Regions from separate parts of the Mus musculus genome. Here all the other regions are linked to region 1. The links are chromatin loops, found by intact Hi-C in ENCODE. Cell type or tissue: left cerebral cortex. All regions are shown on one strand. Links, peaks and the distances in the headings refer to the core of each region. The heading gives the core; the rest is flanking DNA.

Region 1 (7,158 bases), core at 2,592-5,091:
TCTGTTCATCAAAGTAAATATTTGAAGGTTTATATAGCATGTACTATGTGTTTGTTTACTTGCTTATTGCATTTCTGTTTTTGGAGTCCAGACTGGCCTCAGATTTGGTATGAAGTAAAAGATGACCTCAAACTCCTAATCCTCCTGCCTCTACTTCCCAAATGCTGGGACCAAAGACCTGACCAACCATGTCTTGCTTTTTTATTAAAAAAAAAAAAAAGGCATAATTTTATATTTTAAAGATGAAAAACAGGCACACAGAAGCAGCGTGCTATAAGGAAGAACATGGAGTTCAGAGGGAGTTGGCCATACACTGGCTCAACTGTTTGCTAATTTACTGCCAAGGACTAGTGTCTCAGACCTCCAGGGCCTGGCGTAGAGTAGCGGGGCTTTGCAATGGTGGCTGCTGCTGCACAGAAGACATGGGCTCCTGCTAACAGTAAGAAGTACATGTATAGTAGAACTGGGTCTAAATCTGTGGTTACCTCTGTCAAAGCTCCCCTCTTTTCAGCAAAACCAAGCTCCCCTTCAAAGGTGCATGCTATATGGAGAGAGAAGTAACTCTGAATTCAGGGTCTCAGGTCCTCGTCTCAAGCAGGTGGCTGCATGCGCGCATGAATTTCTTCTCTGCTCTTCTCCTGACACCTCTCACTGTGGGAAGAGGTTGAATCCTGTAACTTCTATGGGCTGGCACTTCTGCACCTGGCATTTTGTGCCTCTGCTTGAGAAGTACAGCACCAAACTTCCTGCCCCGCTGCAATGAAGGCGATGCCACCGACGGTTTAAAAAGGTTGGAACAGGAAGGTGGGCAGAGCTCCTTCAGCTGCTTGTAATCCTTAGTGAATGAAGCCAGTCGGGTTTCTTTTATGCTCCCCAACTTGAGCTGGGAAGGGATCCGGTTAAGAGGGGGCTTCAGAAAACAATAAAACCAGTTGTCTCCTCCTCCATGTCCTCCTCCTCCTCTTCTTCTCCATCTTCTTCCCTCTCCTCTTCTCCTTCCTTCCCTTCCTCCATCTCTCTTCCCACCTCCTTTGTCTCACTTCTTCTATCAAAGAAGGACTGAATCCAGAAACCAGTTAATTAAAACACTTCAGATGAAGGGTCACAAAAGGGATTTTATTTTTGCTTCAAGTTCCACATGCTAATTTTTCCCATCATGCTTTCTGACTTGGCTTTACTGATTTGAGGGGGTAGACACACACACACACACACACACACACACACACACACACACACACAAGTCTGTCTAGGGCTACCAAGTTTCTGGACCACTTCGATTGTCCTTTAAGCCTTGGGACCCGGGAAGTTTACATTTGCTTGAGTCGCTGTGGTATGCTCAGGAGTACGCATGCACTCCATTTCCACATTGAACGGCGTTATAAAGGATGACACGTGCGAGTACACATCAACCTTGAACATTAAGATGCTGTGGAAGAGCCAGCAACCCACTGTCGGCCCTGGCACATCAGCTCTGGCCTCAGAAAAGCCCTCCTCCACTCCACTCCATATTCAACATAGGCAGCTGCTCAGCTGGAACAGGAAGCTGGCCTCCAAATATTGCCTTTTCATTCTCAGTGGGACCCATGGGGGTCCTCCTGGCTTCTTGGAACTTTTGGACTCCTGGTTTCCACTTTTCAGTCTGTTGTCTTTTGACTTTTGCCCCATCTCTGAATCTGGCAATCTTGCAGTCTGGTGAGCATGCCCTTTCCATTCCGAGGTGGGTTTAGCTGCATTTTATTTTATTTTATTTTATCTTATTTTTACTGGGAATTTTTGTCAACTCGAAGTGTCTAGATCTTGGTAGTTCCTCTAGGATGTGCTGTGTTCTTTTTACCATGACCACACATATTCCTGAGCCAATGACCCACCTATAGGTATGTGCTTGGGCTTCTTGATGCTTCATGACACTTAGTGTTTTGTGATAGTCAAAGCAGACACCAGTTTCCCTTGGTATTAGATATTTATGTGCTCCTAGCATGTCTTTGCTTACTTATCCTCCTCTTGAAGGCCTGGACACGATCCACTTTCATTCGTCAAGTTTGATCATGCAGAGTTAATACATAATATTTACCAAATCAGTGCCCTAACAACGGAGTTACTAATGCTGGCTGTGAGCTGTCTTAGAGAGCACCGCAAGTTGTTCATGTATAGTATTCAAATTTAATCTTGGGAGAATTCCATTCTAAAAATGAGGAAAACATAGAGTGGCTATTTAGTGTGTGTGCACTTTCAGATAGGCATTATTCTAGGAAATCCCTATATATGTTCAGTTTTCATTCTACGGAGCACTTTACTGTGTGCCAGGCATATATTTTATCCCTTTACATTTAAACTCATTTTACCCACATAATTATAAAGCATGCACTATTGTTACCCTCTTGTATTTGATAAAATTGAAATTCATGGAACTTAAAAAATATATCCAAGTCAAAAAATAGAATTCAGATTCCCAATTCAGTAGTCTGGTTGAAGAGACATTCATTCCTTTCTGGTCACTGGGCTCCTTCCCCAGTCAGCCCTGCAGCACAGCCTCTATAAGCCGTGGTTATGTCCATTTTCACAGAGAACAAAGTAGACACCCACACAGATTAAATACCTGTACTGCAGCCCAGAGCTGAACCTCGACTGTGCTTTGAACATTCATCTGTTTTCAGAGACACGTGACAATTTTCAGCTTAGGTACATATGATATTGTCCAGCCATATGAGAGTTTTACTGTGCTCGGAGGGTTGGCCTGAACACAATGTATGTTGGGGAGGGTGGATACTTATAAATCCTAAGATGCAGAACTTCCTTTCAAGAGGCAAGTAAAAAGCTATTAAAATAATCTCTACCCCCCAATTTCTGTTTCTTTCAGCACGGTATTTCGACGGTGGTTCTTTAACCATTCACACTGAACGAGGAAAATGTTAAGTTTAAAATGGTCAGCAAAGGTGAGGTGGAACTTGTGGGCCTAGGTGGTGAGACGGACAGCCTTTCTATTTAAGGCCAGATGCACTGGCTGGGTTTAGAGATGTTTAGAGAAAAATAACAGTTCTCTACACCCAGATTCATAAGTGTGGACAAAACTGGTATGGTGATGTGGGGACCAGAGAGCAAATAATCAGATTGCTCACAGCAATATTTCTCTGTGACTGAGTGGGCTTGTGGTCGGATCTAAGAAAGAAGTAAGTGTGTTGACCTCAACTCAGGATGCAGACAGGCCCACTTTGGGCTCTCTCCATACAGACTCACCATCAGATGACCATGAGCCAGTCATTTCCTCCCTCCAAGACTCTTCAAGGACTCCATCAAATGGGCATGAGGCTCCATTGTGCTTATGCAGACTGCAGTTGGTCATCAAGGTCATGGAAAGTCTTGGCTAGCTGTGAGTGTGAACCCGAGGTGGGTGTAAGACGCTGACAGGGAAGGAAGTTTTGCCCCCTCTGTAGTTCCTCACAGGGCATTGTGCTGACAGAGCCGTAACAGATTGACTCATACAGAACACTAGGGAAAATGGGCATGATTGCCAGTTCCTAGGCCTGGAACTGGCTTCAGCTGGTTTACTGGTGGGATTCAGGGATGGGAGGTGCAACGGGTAGGTGCCACACTCAGGAAAGAGGGGTATTCTAGAAGGAGGGGTGTTCTTCCGTGCCAGAGGTTCAGGATGGGAGACGTTAAGCTCCAGTCTGGGCAGGCAGAGGAAGGGGCTGGCAGGACCCCATGCTTCTCTTTAGCTTCACACTGACTTCCCGCTCTCACAGACACGTCTCAAAACTCTGTCTCAGCCTCCGTTTCTCCAGCTGTAAATTGCAAAGACCCTACTTTTCAACATTTTGAGAAAGGCCTAGTACCCTCTCTCATCTACTCTGCGAGACTACTAAGGAGTGGTGAAGTTGTTCCAATAGTCGCTTGGTTTCTGCCCTGAGCTCAAGTTCTTTTAAGCCAGTTCTGGAATCCTTTGGGTGGTGGAGCGCACAAGGATTCCTGTGTGTCAGTAAGTGAGCGTACGTGACAGAGGGCTTTTAAATGAATCACTTTGTATATAGCAGGGCCGCACCTGCTCCTCAGACTCTGAAGGCAGTGCGAGCAACAAGATCATTCAAAAGCGCCGCTTTCCATTCAGGTCTATAATTAGCCAGCAGGCTGTTCACCCCTGGAGCTGCTGGGACGGGCCTGGGGCAGCCTGGAGGGGCGGAGCCGAGCCCCTAGGCCCGCCCCTTGGATTCCTCCTCCCGCTGTCCTGTCGGGTCTCCGGTTGTTCTCCCCACCCCCATCTGCGTTCTGGACCGTGCCGGGCTCTACGGGGCAGGATTCCTGGAGGACAGGGCCTGTCCACCCTCCTTTCGGGCTCCCTCTCCAGCTAAGAAGCCCCTCGAGGGATGCGACTCCCCTGGAGCAGCTGTATTTAGAGTGGCATCCTCTTCCCCGCCAGCCGGCTTCTGCGTCCCGCTCTCGGGGCTACCGCCCGCTCACCCCGCCCAGCTCTCCGGGCCCCTCCCAGCCGCCTCTCCCTCTTTGTCGCATTACATAGTAATCTGAGATGCATTGGATGGGCTCCAGGGAACAGAATGTACTTGGCAGAGGCGCGGGGCTTGATGTCTGCAAAATGTCGGAAACTCAGCCAAGAGCTGCTAACTGGGTCATTAACCTCCAAAAGCGAAGCGAGGGCTGTAGGCCCTCTCTGCCTCCCTTCATCTCGCCAATAAAAGTGCCTCAGTGTGAAGGAAAGAAAAAGCCCAAGGTTGGCTGCTTTGATTTCTAGGCACTGAAGGCAGACCGGTCTCCTCCCCCTGCCCGCGCCCCAGCTCCTCCCGGCTGCCTTTCTGTTCGGAACCAAGAGTTTACAAGTGGCCTTTCAAAGGCCCAGCAGCCCTGCAGGGCCAAGCTGCAGCATCTGTGAAGATGTTACCCTCCGCCCTTCCCAACCGCACAGCCTCAGACCCATTTTCTCCCCCCTGGGTTGCGAGGGAGGGGTAAGTTTGGAGGTGGGGCGAAGAAGAAAGTTCTAGTTTAGTCCTTCGGCACTATTCTGCTCCTCCCCCTTTCTGCTTGCTACTCCTCTTCCTTCTACCCTTCCCCTCCTTCCTGCTGGAAAGCTTACGGTGCTCCATATACAAAGCCTGGCTGATGAGCTCCTGGCAGCAGCTGTCAATCCTTTCTCTGCCTGTTAACTGTTACCTGTTCTCAACCTACCTCACCAGTTGGTCTTAAGGACCAAAGGAGAAAGTCCCTCTTTGATCCTGTGACCTTCAGGTCTCTAAAAGCCTAAGGTCTCTAAAGTCCAAAGGAACTCCGGACTTGTAAGTCCTGGAAAGTAAGCAGAGAAAGAGTCTCCCAAAGGCGAAATATCAAAAAGGGAGAGCCACTAAAATCCACCCCCTTCAGATTTCTGGCCATGTTGGACTGCCAAAAAGGTACTTCCTGTGATCATCCAAACCCATTTCTCCGTGGCTAGAGACTCAGGGAGAATTTGGTAGTGAAACCCGGAAGTGGTGTCTTCCTCAGATGAGAGTCCTTGATGGAGAGAGAAGACCACTTGCCCAGCAGAGACAAAGCAAACCCGGGGAGGGGAGAATTGACTTGGCGAATCATACTTAGAAACAGATGTCAGCTTGTCTACACAGTAGGCCAAACCCAGCCCGGGGTGCCCATGTCATTCTTGCCGCGGTCTATGGCAGGCATATCCGATTGACCCTGCCTTTCCCTGAGCATCCCACAGAGGCTAGTTTCTGGGCTTGATGACCTCTGCCTGACTTCCTACTGCCATGCCTCAGTTCCTCTGTAGCCATCAAATCTCAACTTGGGTGCCCCCACCTCTCTTGCTGCCTTCTTTCAGTTTTTCTGAGAGATTTACTAATGTCCTCCAGATAACCAGTCCCTTTGTGCCTGTGTTAAGTCTCTTGTATGGGATATAAGTTATTATATAGTTATTGCTCCATGGGTAGAACTCATTCCTTGTCAATATCAACACCGATGGCAAAGGCCACCCAGCACCCACCCTTCTTGATTTGCCTTCTCTTTGTTTAGGTAGGCCTTCTATCTATCTATCTATCTATCTATCTATCTATCTATCTATCTATCTATCTATCTATCTAATATTACATATATTTTATAATAATTACATATAATTTATAGACAGGGATTATCTGTGTAGCCCTGGCTGTCCTGGAACTCGCTCTGTAGACCAGGCTGGCTTTTGACTCAGGGATCTGCCTGCCTCTGCCATCTTAGTGACGGGATTAAAGGTGTGTGCCACCACAGCCTGGAGTCCTGAATAGCTTCCTTCATCACGCTAAAATGTCTGGCTTGGGTTGCATTTTATGTAGTCACCTTACTGAGGGCCTTTATGTGAGTGTCTGGCTTGGTAAAAGTCATAGCTTGCCTTGAGGGCTGTCCTGGGGCTGGCCAACCCTTCTGTTCTCACCAGTCTTCTGGAGGCAGGCTTCCATATACTCTCTTCTTCCTCCCTTGAGATAGCCTCAGGGCAGGAAAAGCCGCATTTTCTTTTTGACAAGTTTTCCCGGGATTTCTTAATACTCTGATTCCACAAGAAGTAGCTCACCACAGCTCTTCTTATGCTTCTCAGCACCTACACAGAAAAACTGTCACTAGGTGTTATAAAAGAGGCCTTAGACTCCAGAGAAGCGCACCGCCTGTTTGGGGACGAGTCCCCACTTCCCACCTTAACTGGATGTTTGGCCTTGCCCGATATTTTTCACTGTGCACATCTTCAGAATTCTCACTACAAGTTTCCCAAGAAGCCCACATTTTGGGAAGCTCAGAGCTCCTAGGAAAATATAAAAACATTTCAAGTTCCTTTCAGAACGTAGAAAAGACCAAGTCCCTTACTGTTCGCATCACAATAAAGAACTTAATCAAAAGTGAGCCAGTGCAAGAAGCATGAAGCTGCAGAAGATATTAAAGGTTTGGAAATAACAGCAAGCAGGACGGCTGGCCTTGTGAATGCTCCCCCCTCCCCCCCAGTGTCAGGGTGCCTGGGCTGTCTCAGCTGACTCACCGCTAGCTGGAGATGAATCATATTCCCTTTCTGTGTGTAAGGTCTCATTTCCTTCACCCCCCCCCCCCAATAAAACAGGCATGTTTATTATTCCTACCATGCAGGAGGGATGGGAAGTTTTAAGAGTCCTTGATAATTACACAAAAAATATTATTAAA
Region 2 (7,158 bases), core at 2,693-5,192, 570 kb before region 1:
GTGAGAAATCATTTTAAAGTGTTTTGTACTCTTTAATTAATCAATTGAAATATTAACATAAAATTATGAGTAAAATGTTACAATGATGGTTGTGCAAGCTATTTTATGGATAAAACATCTCATTAACAATAGATGTAGTTAAACAATTAAAGAAATTGGTGGTTCATATATATTTAGAGTAACTAAATTTCAGTTAATCTGGGAAGAACAGTATATCCTTTTGAAGCCATCAAGTGATTATGAAATATGAATCGAATGGCAATATTTTCATGAGCTTAGATTGTATTATAATTATAATGGTTATAGGACTGCTTGATGAATTCATGTGTAACATTAAACAGAATGACCATTAAGAAATATTTTAAATTTTAATTATTTCACTTTACCTCAGGCCATAAATCTTTTAAGAAAAAGTCTACTTAAGAATTTCACATGTAGTAATTGAAGGGACGGAGTTGCTCTATCCCTCAGAACTCTAATCAGGAAACTTTCTGTTATTCTTAGAGGAGTTCAGATGAGGACATTTGGTGATGGACTTTAGGCATGGCTTTGGCTGAATACTGTAAATACATTAAGCCATTTGGTGATGGATCAATCCTTGTGGCAATAGATCTTTATTTGTCTAGGGAGGTGCCAGTGCCACTGGGGAAGGTCCTCAGCGTCCTTGGACCAGTTTACCTATAAATGGCTTCCATATCCACTACCTTCTCATCCTCTTGCCTGTTTCAGATGTGTGTGTGTACACACGTATGTACATATATGACCTATACATTGTTTGTCTCCTGCATGTACTTCTAGTCTTTGTTTTCAGCAGATAATCTTGTCATGGAACACAATTTGTAGAGCATTTTATATCCTCATGTTAATTTATTTGCTGCATAATCACTGTGATGTTAACATCATAGCTAATCTTGGATATACTGGAAAAAAACATGTTAGACATACACTGTAATTTTCCACTTTGCAGATGTGGAAACTGAGGCTTGGAGAGGTTGAGAGGACCCTTGGAATAGGAGAGTGTATTTATTTGCTGTTTGCTTAGCTCACTGCAAAATCAATGTGTTAATTACCCACTGCAGTTCTCCAACACCAAGGGCTGGAGACTCAGCTTGTTCACCTCTCCCTCTGCCGTCATGAGTAGAATATGACAAGGTTAGCCCTGGGCCCCCTTTGCAAGAAGAGACCCTTGATTGGTGTTTTCAAGGGTCTGCCGAGAGGTCCAGCCAGTCCCGACCTTGTCATTACAAGAAGCTCATTCTTGAAGCAAAGCCAGGGAAACAGATGTTGCAAGAGAGCGGGCTTTTCTGGAATATTCCTGTGATCCCCGTGCTCAGTGGTCAGTGCTTCCACCTAGCCATCACGCTCTCCCATGGCTGCATGGTAAAATCACCTGGGAGCTTTGGATTCATAACCATGGTTAGGTTTCCCCTTTTAGGTTGGTACTGGAATGGGCTGGGTTGAGGCCCTGGGTCTTAGCTTTCTTCTGCCTGTCTCCTTAGGGAGGAGAACACCTGCTTCTTGTTTTCATTCCTTTTTTTGATGTTTTGAAACCAGCAACCAGTCAATATCACAATGTTACTTACTGAGAGTTTATTTACTGAGCCCTTTTCAGGTGTCCAAGGCAGTGGAGAGGATGGTATAAGAACGGCATGAGTGTACGTTGAATCGAGTGGGCCATCCAGACTGTATCAGTGAGAGCCACCTGAAGACAGAGCAGTGGCCTTTGTCATCTTCCCTTCTTCACTACTTACCTCCACACCAGATTGGCAACCCTGGCCGGATGTCATTTCCAGTCATGAAGTGTCATTCCCCACAGTTGTACTCCGGAGCATACCATGTCTTGTTTACAGTGACTGGGATATTTGTTTGTAGTGTCTCCCTTTTGCTTCCTGCACCAACTTGAATTTACAAAAGATCCACTTCAGTTGTCATGCTCCCTAGGCGCATCCAGTGCATACAGTGACAGTCTGCCTTTCTGCTGTGGAAATACCCAAAGTCCGTCGCCTGTCACTGTGTGTTCTCTCCAAAATTAAGGTCATTCTTCATTGCCCCTGGGTGCCAGCCAGCTGAGCTGTACCCTGGCCTTGGATCTGTCCCATCCCGACTTGTTCCGGTACCTCCTGGTGGTGGAACACTCACTGTCCTGAAGCCACCTGTCATTTTCCCAGCGAGAAATAATCTTCCCTTCACTAGAGCCACACACTGCTCCGAGGGGGAACATTTAGGACTCATCACATTGTACCTCGAGCGTCTGCCACTGTCCACTTCAGGAGGGTGGGGTAGCCTCTGCTTACTTCTGGCACCTTCTGCCGTGCCAGGAACATGGGACTCATTCCAGCATGGATTCCATGAGTAACTGGATCACTTTTAGTCCATCGCAGCAGTTGTACAGAGTTAGCCTCCTGAGCTCTTGGAAGCTCCGGCGAGCATGTGCAAAAGGTCTACTGTGAGGAAGCAAAATCCAGTGACCTAGTTACAGCCTGTTCCCTGCACTCGTGCCTCTGAGGCAGCCCCAGCTTCAGCTTGAAGAGAGATGCTGTCTCTTCAAGGTGCTGGTTGTTGGCATATCTTCCTATGGGGCCACCACCTTCTTCTTTTCTTTTAAATATGATAACAATGAAATGTCATGTAGAAAATCCAATAATTGCTGACTAGAAATCAAAAAGAAAACAAAACTCACCGTGAGCACTTCTAGTTAGAGCTATGAAGCCTGCGCTTGTTTGATCGATGTAGCATTGTAGGGGTATCCTGTGCTGGTGTGTGTCAGTAATAACTGGTAGAGATGGTCGCTGGTTCTATAGGTAGACTGTTTTCATTCTCAGCACAAAAACTGAGCTACAACACATACTGTCACCATTGCTCTGGTGCCAAAGTGGATTTCGTGGTGGCATAGTGATTAAATATCTAGTATTTCAAAGGGCTTGGGTGTCCTTTTTGTGCCTGAGCTGTGCCCCAGCAGCAGCTATATGAAGAAAGCTACAGAACAATGAAATCAACGCGACTGGAGTTCAACACACCGTTTCTGTAGCATTTGGTGTGTAACCTTATGACGGGCAGGGTGTGGCCGACAGTGGGTGCTGGGAAGGCATGCTCTACCCTCTTTTTCTGTTTGGGATCCTAAGAGATTCCAAGGGCTTTTGTTCCTTTGAGGGAAGGTTCTGGAAGACTACAGCTGTCCCTATATTATCCTCATTTATAGTAATGGATCTTAGCTGAGCCAAGCTACAAATGGCAGGAGAGATTTCAAAGAGCATTGCCTAGTGGGGCTGCAGCTCAGTGGCAGAGCCTCTTTAGACCTTGGAGTCAATTCCAAGCACCGGAAAAGAAGAGAAAGAAAGGATACCGCCTTCCAGTGTGCCATGTTTAGCCTAGAGGTGTCTGGGATGGACAGTAAGACTTGGAGCATAGATGCCCTGCCACACCCTGAGGGCAAACGTGTGCTTTTTCCTCTGGAGTCTTTTGTTTTCTTCTAGTTTGCATTTTATTTTGTTCTCTTTTATTTCTAGATGGTCTTATCACTTGAATGATTTCTAAGCACTATAGTGAATTTGAAGCAGGGCAGGAAAATACAAAGTAGAAAATAAAATTTACCCCTGAATACATTCTGCTTTAATGATCGTTGTTAAATTTTTGGAAAAAAGTTTTCTAGCACCCTCGCCCCCCCCCCATTCCTTCCTACTCTCTCTCTTCCCCAGTGTGTCTAAATGTGCACGTGTGCACGTGCTCACATGTATGGCTATGTTTACAGTTTATTTATGTGAGGCATAAATAACCACAGTTTTCAATGCCATGAACTTTTTTACTAAAATGATATGTCTTGTACATTGTTTTTCTTTAAAAACAAAAGATAATTTTGCGTATGACTGTTTTGCTTCCATGTTTGCCTGTGTGCTGCTGTGTATTTGGTGCCTGCAGAAGCCAGAAGAGGGCGCTAGATCCCCTGAAATTGTAGTTACAGATGGTTGTGAGCTGTCAGGTTGATGCTGGGAATCAAACTCAGGTTCTCTGGAAGAGCAGCCAGTGCTTTTAACTACTGAGCCATGTGTCCAGCCTCTAGAAACCCTTAAAAAAAAAAAAACCTGAGCAGCAGCTGCTACACATTTGCATTTAACATTGCATATTCAAGTGTAGAGAGATTATGATGCGAAACTGTGGTCCTAAGGAAGAAAAGTTGCTCTTGCAGGGGTAAGGTAGAGGCGCGGTTGGTGAGGTGTGGCCAGCCATCCAAGGTCCTCTTCTTGGCAGTATGGAGAGAGAGGTCCTAACGTACAGTCAGGCAGGGCATGAGAGAAGGAAGATTTGGGGATGTCTGCAGTGAGACTGGGTCAAGAATGAAGAAATGATTCTAAGAATTAGTGATGAGCTGGGAGAAGGACTTAGGAGTTCAAGTAATCACTTGTTGGATAGGCTGAAATGAGGGTACCGGTCTCAGAACTAGATGACTCCAGGAGCAGCTCTAATGGGTACTCAGTGGCCCTTGTGTCATAGAAGATCATATATACATCATGAATATTCTTTTTGAGAATTTCTTGCACATATATAATACTCTTACCCTCTGTCCTCCCATCTCCTTCCCACTCTTGCCTTCCTGCTGCCCTCTCTCCTTCTCCTTACAAGCCCCTCCCTGCTTAGACAGGGGCTTACCCACGTGGGTGTTCAATTCCTGTTCTAAAGTGATCCTCCTGCCTCAGTCCTGTCATTACTCCTTTGACTTTTACCTGTTACCATGCCTGGCACTTGAAAAAAAATAGGGCTTCTCTCCCTCCCTGTTCGTATGTGTGTGTGTGAGTGTGTATATGTATGTATGTATGTATATGTGTATTATTTGTGTATGTATGTGTTTATAATTCATCCATCCATCTGTTTGTCTGCCTTATTTCATCTTTTTAATGGCTACTATTTTACCCCAGATTTAGGATATAGTTTTCTTAAGGTCTGGTAATATTTAAAATCCTTTATAGATTCATGACAAACCAATAGTTTGGTTGCAGTTGAATATTATGTAGAGTTGCCACCGAAATGATTCCTCTTCATTTAGGAAATGCCAATTAATATTAGAAGCTGGCAGGTACTGCACTGTGTGCTGAGACCAAAAAAGTGTGCTGTCTGTTTGTTCTGCTGTCTGTTTGTCCTGCCCTCTTGAGGCTCCTAAGCAAGGGAAGCACATACACTAAGGACAAAGGGGCCGGTGTGCTACATTGTTAAAGAATCCCAAACTAAAGAGACATGTGTACACACACAGACACACAACCTCTCACATACTTACTACACACACTCACATACACACATAGTCACACACTTATATACACTCATATACACATGTGTATTCACTTATACACATGCACATGCACTCAAACACACCAACACACTGAGATACACATATGCTCACCCATTCATATGCACATATGTCCCCACACTCACATACACACATCCCACACACTCACAAATACATGTCCACATAGTTATATGCACACACACACACACACACACACATACACTCACACATTCATATACAGTAGGCTCACACATTCAAATGCACACGCTCTCACACTCAGATACATACACTCACACATACTCATACACTCACACACACACACACACATGACCCCCACACACATACACACACACTCACACATACATATACTCACACACCCTCACACACACTCTCACCCACACACTCTCTCACATGGATGCACTCACACACTCTCACAAACACTCACAAACTCACGCACACATACACATGCACACACGTACACATACACTTATACTCATATACACATATACTCAGACACACTCAAAGACACATGCTCACACACTCAGACACATATGTTCACACACACACACACACACACACACACTCATATTCACAAACTCATAGACACGGTCACACGCTCAGACATGCATACACTCAAATATACAAACACACACATGCTCACACACTCACTCACATATACTTACACACACACTCAAACACATCTTCTCACTCTTAGAAACACATTTGCTCACATACACACACTCACAGACGTATAGTCTCACACACATGCTCATGCATTCAGACATACATATCCACACACATACATACACTCATGCACACACTCACACGTACACGCTTAGATACACATATGCACACACATTCTCACACAGTCACACACTCATACACATCTTGTCACACTCACACGGTCTACACAGGCAGGGAAGATTGTGCTGGGTGCGAGTCAGCCGCATTTCATAAATAAGAAGGCTGAGCTCTAGCTTACAGCAAAGGCCACATTAAAACCGGAAGTGGCAGCTGGGCTCCGTTCCAGACCCACTCAGTCCCCATTCTCCAGTGACACCTCCTTACTAGGTCATAGAAGCAGTGGCAGAGGGGGTTCTCAGAGTGCAGGCTATTTCTCTATGTCCTTTAGCTGAGCTATTTTTGTGACTATTCAGTACATGTACAATGCTGCCTCTCGAGTGTTCTGGCCAGACTGAGAGTGCATTCACTCCTGGCTGAAGCCTTGCTGTTCCCCCATGGCAGATTCCATGGAATCCTTGGCCCGGAAACCAGATGGGAACAAACTATTCAAAAAAAAAAAAAAATCCAATTTCTGAGTCTGAGTGTACACAGAAAAAAATTAGCACATGTGCTGTTGGACTAAGTGCATAACAGTGCACGGGTGTTTTCTGCCTGTGGGAGGTGAGGGGGTGGTGCTGGGGTCTGTTTACCGTTTAGGCTGCAACCCCCCACCAGTTAGCTTTAAACATAAACCCTGAATTGTTAATTCTCCTAAAAGCTGATCCTATTCTGCTCCCAGCACTTTAGCTTCCTGATGCTCCTGGGACAGAATCACCTCTACTCTTGCCTCCTAATAAACTCAGGACATCTACAGAGGAATCATAAGAGCTAGTTTTTTTTTTTTTTTTTTTTTAGTAGCATTCTCCAGAGCCAACACACATCTTACCTGCTGGCGACACCACACCACCTGGGTTCCATTTTCCTAGTTGTGAAAAGGAAATCAAATTTTAAGAAGGTATAGATGAGCTGATCTGCACATAGGCCTTAGACGATTACAATCTACTGCATAGGAACTGCTGTTAGCTTCTTAAATCCTTTTCTAATCTGTGACTGATAGCACTTTTCCTTGTGCCAGGCTTCTGGCCCTCTCAGCTGTGGCC
Region 3 (7,158 bases), core at 2,693-5,192, 1.1 Mb before region 1:
CGTCTGACCAGGATCCAGACAACACCGCTTCGGGCGCAAACCTTGAGCGTGACCTACCACTAGGTGGCGGACTCAGTCCATTCAAGAATCACCCTGTTAGCATCGCCTTCTACACTCGGCACCCCTGACCACCGTGGTTTTGTCTCTCTTGGGGGTGGGGGGAAGTTGCTTCCAAAACTGAAGTCGGAACACATTTAGTTGAGTAGATGTAATTCCGTTCTTCCGATGCTCATGACTCTAGCTAACACCGTACGGCGTCAGGAGCCGTATATTATTTGGTTATTTGTTCCTTTCTTCCTCTCCTCAAAGCTGGCTACACATTCTTTCAAAAAGAACCACACCTGAAAGTATTAAGAGAGACTCGTGCCAAAGAGAGAGACAGTGAGAGGGGGAGGGCGGGAGAGAGAAGGAGGGGAGCAAAAATCGGGAATAACCCCATGGTTCATACCCACAGAGGAAGTGGGGACCAGAGGTCAGCCCTTTCACTCACTGAGCAAAGCGGGTGCGGAACAGAACAGAATATGGCCTTTGGAGGTGCTACTGGTCCGTATCGGGAAGCAGGAAGGGTTGGGAGGAGCAAAAAGAAGCTAACCAGCAGAGCTAGTATGCAGAGTCGCCTGTCGCTGCTGCGGTCCCACTTGTTGCGCAGTGTAGGAAACCGGCACGCGCCTCGCTACTTTGTCTCTCACAACCCAGCCTATGCTGTTCCCTGCGGTCCACAAACCTCTCCCCCATCACTTCGACACAAGCCACCACGGCCCCCGGGGAAACTACAACACTTTCAGTTCTACGGTTTTACACACACACACACACACACACACACTCCTCTTTAGCTCAGAGTCAGACCGTCAATCTACTGCGGTACCTGAAGTCAAGTCTGAGAGGAAAATAGCTACATCAATCCAGAGAAGTCGCAGATAAGCCCCACCTCTATCCCACCTCATCTCCACTCCTGAAAGGGTGTCCCTTGAATTATGGGAAGGACATCGCCTGGTAGGACACCATTCTAGTTTGGAAAACAACGTGTCTCTATCTTATTTGAAAGATTAACTGCAAAGTATTGATTTTAAAAGTTTCCTCTCTCTCTCTCTCTCTCTCTCTCTCTCTCTCTCTCTCTCTCTCAGGGTTAGGGGTAAGCACATTAGGCTTATTTCACAATTATTTTTCAAATATTTGACTTTTACCAATAGTTTTACTCACCAAGGGGTGGCGCTGCCGCACTACCTCCCCTGAAACTTAAGTTTTTGGGTTTTTGTTTTTTGGTTTTTGGTTGTTTTTTTTTTTTTTTTCACAACCGAGGGGGATATCCCCAGCAGGGGACAGAGGGAAGGAAAGATTTTGACATCTAGTCATGGCTCAACCCATAACTGGAACTCCTCGGGGCTCAGCAAACGACAACTTAGAAATTTAGGATGCCATTCCTGACCACCAAGGCCAGAATAAATTAGTCTTTTCAAGAAAACACTCTGGTAAACCCTTCAAACCTGAGGTGAGGAAGAGAGTATTTAGTGAATACCCGTTTCCTGGTTGTCTCTGCTCAAGTCACTTGGTTGTCTTGAACAGCATCTAACCTTACTGTCACTACCAACAGATCTTTAAAATCATCCAATGCCTGGAAGTATTAGAAAAGAAAATCTTCCAAATAGGATGCTGGAAACTTCTATTTATAAACTAGGGGGTGGGGGAGTGGGGGTGGGGTGGGGAGGTGTCCATCTACAGCTTTCTATTTTGGCTTCAGGACTCAACTGCAGTCATTTTAGCAAGAGAAATGTCCATCTCCTGGTGTTTTCTCTCCATTTCCTCTCCCCCCACCCCCCCGGGACAAATATCTTTCCTTCTTTTATTAAAATCGGTATATAAAGAAGAATACAATTTCACCTAACTCCTTTGAGCTCAAGTTTGCTACCTCCAGGAATAGCATGTGGACTAGGGCCAGATGAACTTCAACTTGGTCTGCAGGCTTATGAGGTCCTGCTCAAGTGCCTGCCAAAGGCACTTGGTAGTAAATTGTGAGCAAAATAGATACCTGTCTCTGGATGGATCACGCTGCCCCCTCCCCTATTTTAAAGTTGTTTATTACACACACACACACACACACACACTCACACACACACATACTCACACCACACACCTCGCAAAGAAAAAGGGAAACCAGCGAACTGCAGAGGAAGCCAGAGGCATAGCTCAGAGCCACAAACTGTATTTCTAAACAGTCTCCTCTCTCTCTCTCTCTCCTTCTCTCTCTCTCCTCTCTCTCTCCTTCTCTCTCTCTCCCCCCTTCCATTCCTTGCTCTTTTCTTTTTTTTGTGGATAGTAATATACACTGGCATTGCAATATTTTCCTATGAGAACTATACAATGTTTGAAGGGGAAAAAGAGATAAAATTACTTCTTAGGGAGTGGGGTGCGATGCTTGTCAAGGACCCTGTAACTGCTTCTGAGTTCCAGCGCCGGGCTTGAGGTCATTTCTCACTACCCCTAGCACAAAAACTAAATTTCTATGGGAGGGAGCGCAACACAGAGATTATTTATTTTACTGTTAAAATAATATTGTTTGGTGCTGTTGTTTTTCATAGGGGACCTTTAAAACTCATTTTTGCAACACTAGCTCCATCTCTCGCCAGGGTTCCAATAACGCGGTATTATACAGGCAACGCAACCCGCAGTTCTCAAGACATTTAACGTTCACTGTTTCCGGCAGGGGTGGCCTCCAGCTCCCACTGCCCCCCAGGCAGCCCATTTCCTAGGTTCCAACTCTCAACCCACTCCCTCCCCGGGCCGCCGCCGCCGCTTTTCCCCATTCCTACTCCCTCCCTTGAGGAGAGCCACAGGTTGCAAATCCAACCAACCTCGCAATCTGTTTTTGCAAAATCACTCACAAAGATCTCCCTATCGCACCCGCTCCTCCCGTCCGGGGTCCCCCAGCAGGAATCACAAAGTACCCCTTCTTCCCTCCCTGATCTTGCAAATCAGGAACGCAGGCTGGGGCTCTGTTTTTCTTCCTTCTCCCAAAATAAGGACCTTGGGAATCTGAAGAGTGGCTATCGCTATACCCAGGGCCACTTTTTTTTTTTTTTTTTTTTTTAAACACAGCTTGCACCAAGGGGGAAAAATGAAATTAAATTTAGGAAAGGGAGGGAACTACCGCTGAGAGCCAACGCAGTCACGCAGCACCCAAAATACAAACACCGCGGCCGCCAGAAATCCCGCCACCTCTCCGGAGCTCCGGGCTGGCTGGCCAAGACCCCCCCGGGTCCCGCACGCTGAAAGCGCCGCAGGTGCAAAAAAAACAAAAAACAAAAAACAAAAAAACCGCGCACCCCTCTCCCACCCTCCCCCAAAATCCCTGTCCCGCCTTCAAGCCTCCTTCCTCGGGCTGGGCAGACCGAGCGCACCCGGGTTCCCGACTGCCTCGACTCCAACCAAGAAAGAGTAATTTTCAAAGTATTCAACGTCCCCGCCCCCCGTGCAAGCGAAGCCTTCCCAAAACACTGTCTCTCCTTGGGAAGATCACGGCTCTCAAAGGAAACTGCAGACACGATACTTCATCTGGCTTTATGACCAAAAAGAAAAGGGAAAATAAAACAACCAGCCGAGGAGTTGGCTTGCATTCCCCCCGCTGACTCCCGGCTCGGGTGCAAGGCAGGGACTGTGCGGGGCCGGGGCCGGGGCCGGGGCCGGTGGACGGCCGCCAACGCGGGCACCGGGAGAACTGAGCGGGGAGGGAGGCAGCGGCGGGGAAGGCAGTTTGCAAGCGAGCAGAGAAAGCAAGCCAAGCCGCGCGAAGCCGGCGGGGCCGCCGCGGTCCGCCCTCCCAGGCCGCGCAACCCAGCGCCCGCCGCCCCGCGCCCCTGCGTCTCCAAACACCGAAACAACACCGGGCAGGGCGGCACAGCCTCCCCGAGGCGGCCGAGGCGCTCCAAGACAGCAAAAAAAAAAAAAAAAAAAAAAAAAAAAGAAGAAGAAGAAGAAGAAGAAGAAGAAGAAGAAGAATACGTATGCGAAAAGCTAGATCCTACAGTGGGAGAGACGTGGGGCTGATCTTCGGCATTTATTTTAACACCTGACAGCTAGAATCAATAAATAGATACATTTATATCAATAGATACACATAGGAAACTTGGAGCCAAAGCATTTGGCAAAAGCGGAAAAAAAAAGAATTAAAAGGTAAAATAATGATCATGAGCAGCGGCGGCGGCAGCGGCACCAGCGGCAACAGCGGCGGCGGCGGCAGCGGCAGCGGCGGCGGCAGCAACAGCAATAATCACCTGGTGTCCGGCCTTTCCTAGAAACTTCTTGCATCACCACTTCTAAGAACCCCAGTTCTAAGAATCAACAGAGCTCAATTCTCGGAATTTGAGCTGCGGGCTTTACCATTGCTCCGCAGCAGGGGAGGACTCGGTGGCAGCGGCGCGCTCCGCAGCGCCCTCCCGGCCGGCAGAATGCCTCGGGGCCGCGCCGCTCGCCGCCCTATAGTGCGGATCGTGGTTCCCGCAGCACCGCCGCCCGGAACACCGGGGGTCCCGAGGCGGGCGCGCGCGGCTACAAGGCGACCCTCCCTGCCCCGGGCCACCGATGGAACCGCCCGCTCCGCCGCCGTCACGTGGGCTCCGTGACGTCGGCGTCTTCGCTGTAGCAAAGCTCGGCCTCTGGAATTCTGAGAACTAATTTGCTATTCGGTGACATAAGAGGGAGAGTGCGCTTTGCTTTCCCGGGGTCTGGGGCTAATTCTTCCTCTCCTACCCATAAACTCGGCTCCTCGAGCTAAATACACAAAAGGGAGCGAGAGAGTTGAGCCGTTAGAACAAGTGTGTTAGAGGCAGGTTTAGAGAGACGAGGGAGGGAGAAAACAATAAATACCACAGCTCCTTCCAGCTAGAGTATTAGGCACCACGAGAAAAATATTTGCCAAGCAGTTTTCGGTGGGTTCATTTGTTTTCTTTTTATTTGGGACAATTATGTTGGGGCGGGGGGGGGGTCCTTTGGGGATGGTGGCTTGGGATGCTCCTGTTGTATTTTAATGATTTAGGTGGGGTTTTTTTTCCGCTTCTGATTTTTGCCTTTTGCAAGTTTGTGGTGTTATGTAAATCGTCGGGACTGTCATTCGTTGGTTTTATTGTCTCCCTGCGTTCTCGCTTTCTCTCTCTCTCTCTCTCTATCTCTCTCTCTCTCTAAAGGTGCAATATTTCAACCTAATACCATTGACAGAAGCTTACATTTTTGGCCACATATGACAGCCCCAACCTCCAACACCACCACCGCTCCCCGCCCGCCCCCCCCGCCCGCCCCCCAGCCGCCCTTGGTACAATTTCCTTTTCCTCTTGGACTTTTGCTGAAGCTTTCCTGCACTTGAAAGAGATGTAAAAGGATTTGGATTGGTTTGGTTTGTTTCTTTCCAGGACAGCGAGTGGTGGGTTTACTCTGTTACTGTTGACTCTCAGGAAATTTCTTGATGCTAGAAATGTGTGTGTGGGTACGTGTAATGTTTGCCTGTTACAACATTCTGTGAAGCCAAATACATGTTTGTATTTTGCTATTTTCTTAAGGTCTTGAACATTCCCCCCACCCTTTTTTTTAAACCCCCACTGGGTTCGTTTCAAGGTCGTCGGGAGAAAGGAAAAAAAATCTCTTCAGTATGTGTTGAAGGGATCAGCCTGAGGGAATTCTAAAGGCCTGGCTGCCAGGATCACAGATACTGCGCGTATTGAGTACAGGCTGTGCTACACTAGGCGCACTGCTCGCAGCCGGGTCCTCTAGGCTTTGGAGCAGAGCTGAGGGGAGGAGAGGAGCGGAATCTTTCTTTCCCTTCTTTCTTCCTTTATTTTAAAAGGTGAATACAGGGCAGACTCCTTTCACGGTGGGCCCTGGGTTATGTGTTCATAGCTGCAGTTTCCTTATTTAAATGTTGGTCGGGGTTTTTGCCCTCCTACTCATCCCTGGATGAGTGAGACTCTTGTTTCTTTTATGTCTGTCTCTTGCAAGAAGGGTGTGAGCTAAATAATATTCAGATTCCTTAAGAACTAGAATGAACTCAAAGTGTTTGGAGCAAAAGACTCTTTCAAAGGTCAGGCTGTTCTGGGCTTTAGCTGTGAAAGTCCTTCAAGTGGCTCGTTAAATCACAGAGGGGTTTTCAAGCATTCGCAAAATATCTCCACATATTAATTTCTAATGAATACTTGTGGACCACAACCCTAAACGTGGGCTTAAAAATAGAGATGCAAGCAGAGTTCTGGAAGACTGCTGGCTTGTGGGGTACAGAGGACTGGTCCTATGAGAAGTTTTTGCTGTGCTGTTGTTGGAGTACCACCACTTCAAAAGATGATGTCACAGGTTTTAGAACTGGGGGAGTCGAGGAAGGAGCTGGTTGTTTTCTGTGAGGGTTGGAACTTAGAAAATCCGTTGTCTGTCCCTGAGAAATCTGAATGCTTTAATACGTATTGGCAGATGGATTACTGCAGTCTCGGTGGAAAAGCCTGTCTTGTGAAGGATTTTTGAGGAATACACATAGGCCTAATCCTATCACTGTTGGGAAAATGAACATTTTACTTCCAAAGACACGGTGACTTTGTCAAATTGATCCACACTGCCCGGAAGCAGGGTGGCTGCTTTGGGTTTTTGTGTCTTAGAGTCCCCTTCCCTCTCATTTTAGAGTATTAAGTTAATCCCACTGGACCAAAATGACACCCTAATTTTGCTGAAGTGAATTTCTTTGTGTAGCTAGCTGTCTGATTACTACCTTTTCTGAGCATTAAGTACTTCAAATTTCTTAGATGCAATTTAGCTTTGGAACGCAGGTGTATGGTTTTGTTGTATTGTTGTCTTCATAAATAGAATTACTTTTATGGTGATTTTGGTTATTTTTCTTCTCAGAGTGACCTTGTGTCTTATCCCTTGACTCCCACCACCAAGTCTTCAAAACACACACACACACAAACACACACAGAGTTAGAGAGAGAGGGAGAGAGAGACAGAGAGAGACTGTCGGTCTTGTGTTCCCTTTGCTATTCCACTTTTATCCCCATGGGGGCGCTGCAGAGCAAAGGGAAATGTGCTCCCTCGGGCGGTAGAGCCAGCCAGAGTGGGGGCTGGGAAGGAATTTACCCTTCTCATACCTCAAACCCTTTGATTCTCTGAAAAGTTTCTCAGAGCAACAGCTCA

What was found. Peaks named below come from ENCODE experiments on the same cell type or tissue, not always from the same donor. Only the 100,000 strongest peaks of a DNase experiment are listed, where the experiment ranks them.
Region 2: a loop joins it to region 1, with 4 times the contacts of the local background. A loop is called at or near these places in 13 of 42 quality-filtered maps.
Region 3: it touches region 1 in a loop (6-fold over the local background); 41 of 42 quality-filtered maps call a loop at or near these places.

Annotation. Positions count from the first base shown.
Region 1 is chr16:25,054,849-25,062,006 of GRCm38, forward strand. It overlaps A230028O05Rik (RIKEN cDNA A230028O05 gene), which reads left to right and starts at 4,791. Exons shown (of 3, transcript NR_040374.1): 1 at 4,791-4,955. In left cerebral cortex, for the core only: CTCF peaks have their summits at 4,100 and 4,300; DNase peaks (open chromatin) are centred at 4,206 and 4,571; H3K4me3 peaks cover 1,256 bases; H3K27ac peaks cover 1,463 bases.
Region 2 is chr16:24,481,565-24,488,722 of GRCm38, forward strand. The region is part of intron 3 of Lpp (LIM domain containing preferred translocation partner in lipoma); the gene reads left to right. Among named protein-coding and RNA genes, the nearest start is that of Gm24440, 79 kb to the left of the region's middle. In left cerebral cortex, for the core only: a CTCF peak has its summit at 3,914 (motif pointing right); no DNase peak of the experiment used is centred there; H3K27ac peaks cover 329 bases.
Region 3 is chr16:23,984,307-23,991,464 of GRCm38, forward strand. Bcl6 (B cell leukemia/lymphoma 6) reads right to left here and starts at 4,546. Exons shown (of 10, transcript NM_009744.4): 1 at 4,269-4,546. Gm31527 (a long non-coding RNA gene) reads left to right here and starts at 3,961. Exons shown (of 2, transcript XR_384770.3): 1 at 3,961-4,922. In left cerebral cortex, for the core only: CTCF peaks have their summits at 4,174 and 4,390; DNase peaks (open chromatin) are centred at 2,865, 3,517, 3,677, 4,369 and 1 more place; H3K4me3 peaks cover 2,500 bases; H3K27ac peaks cover 2,500 bases.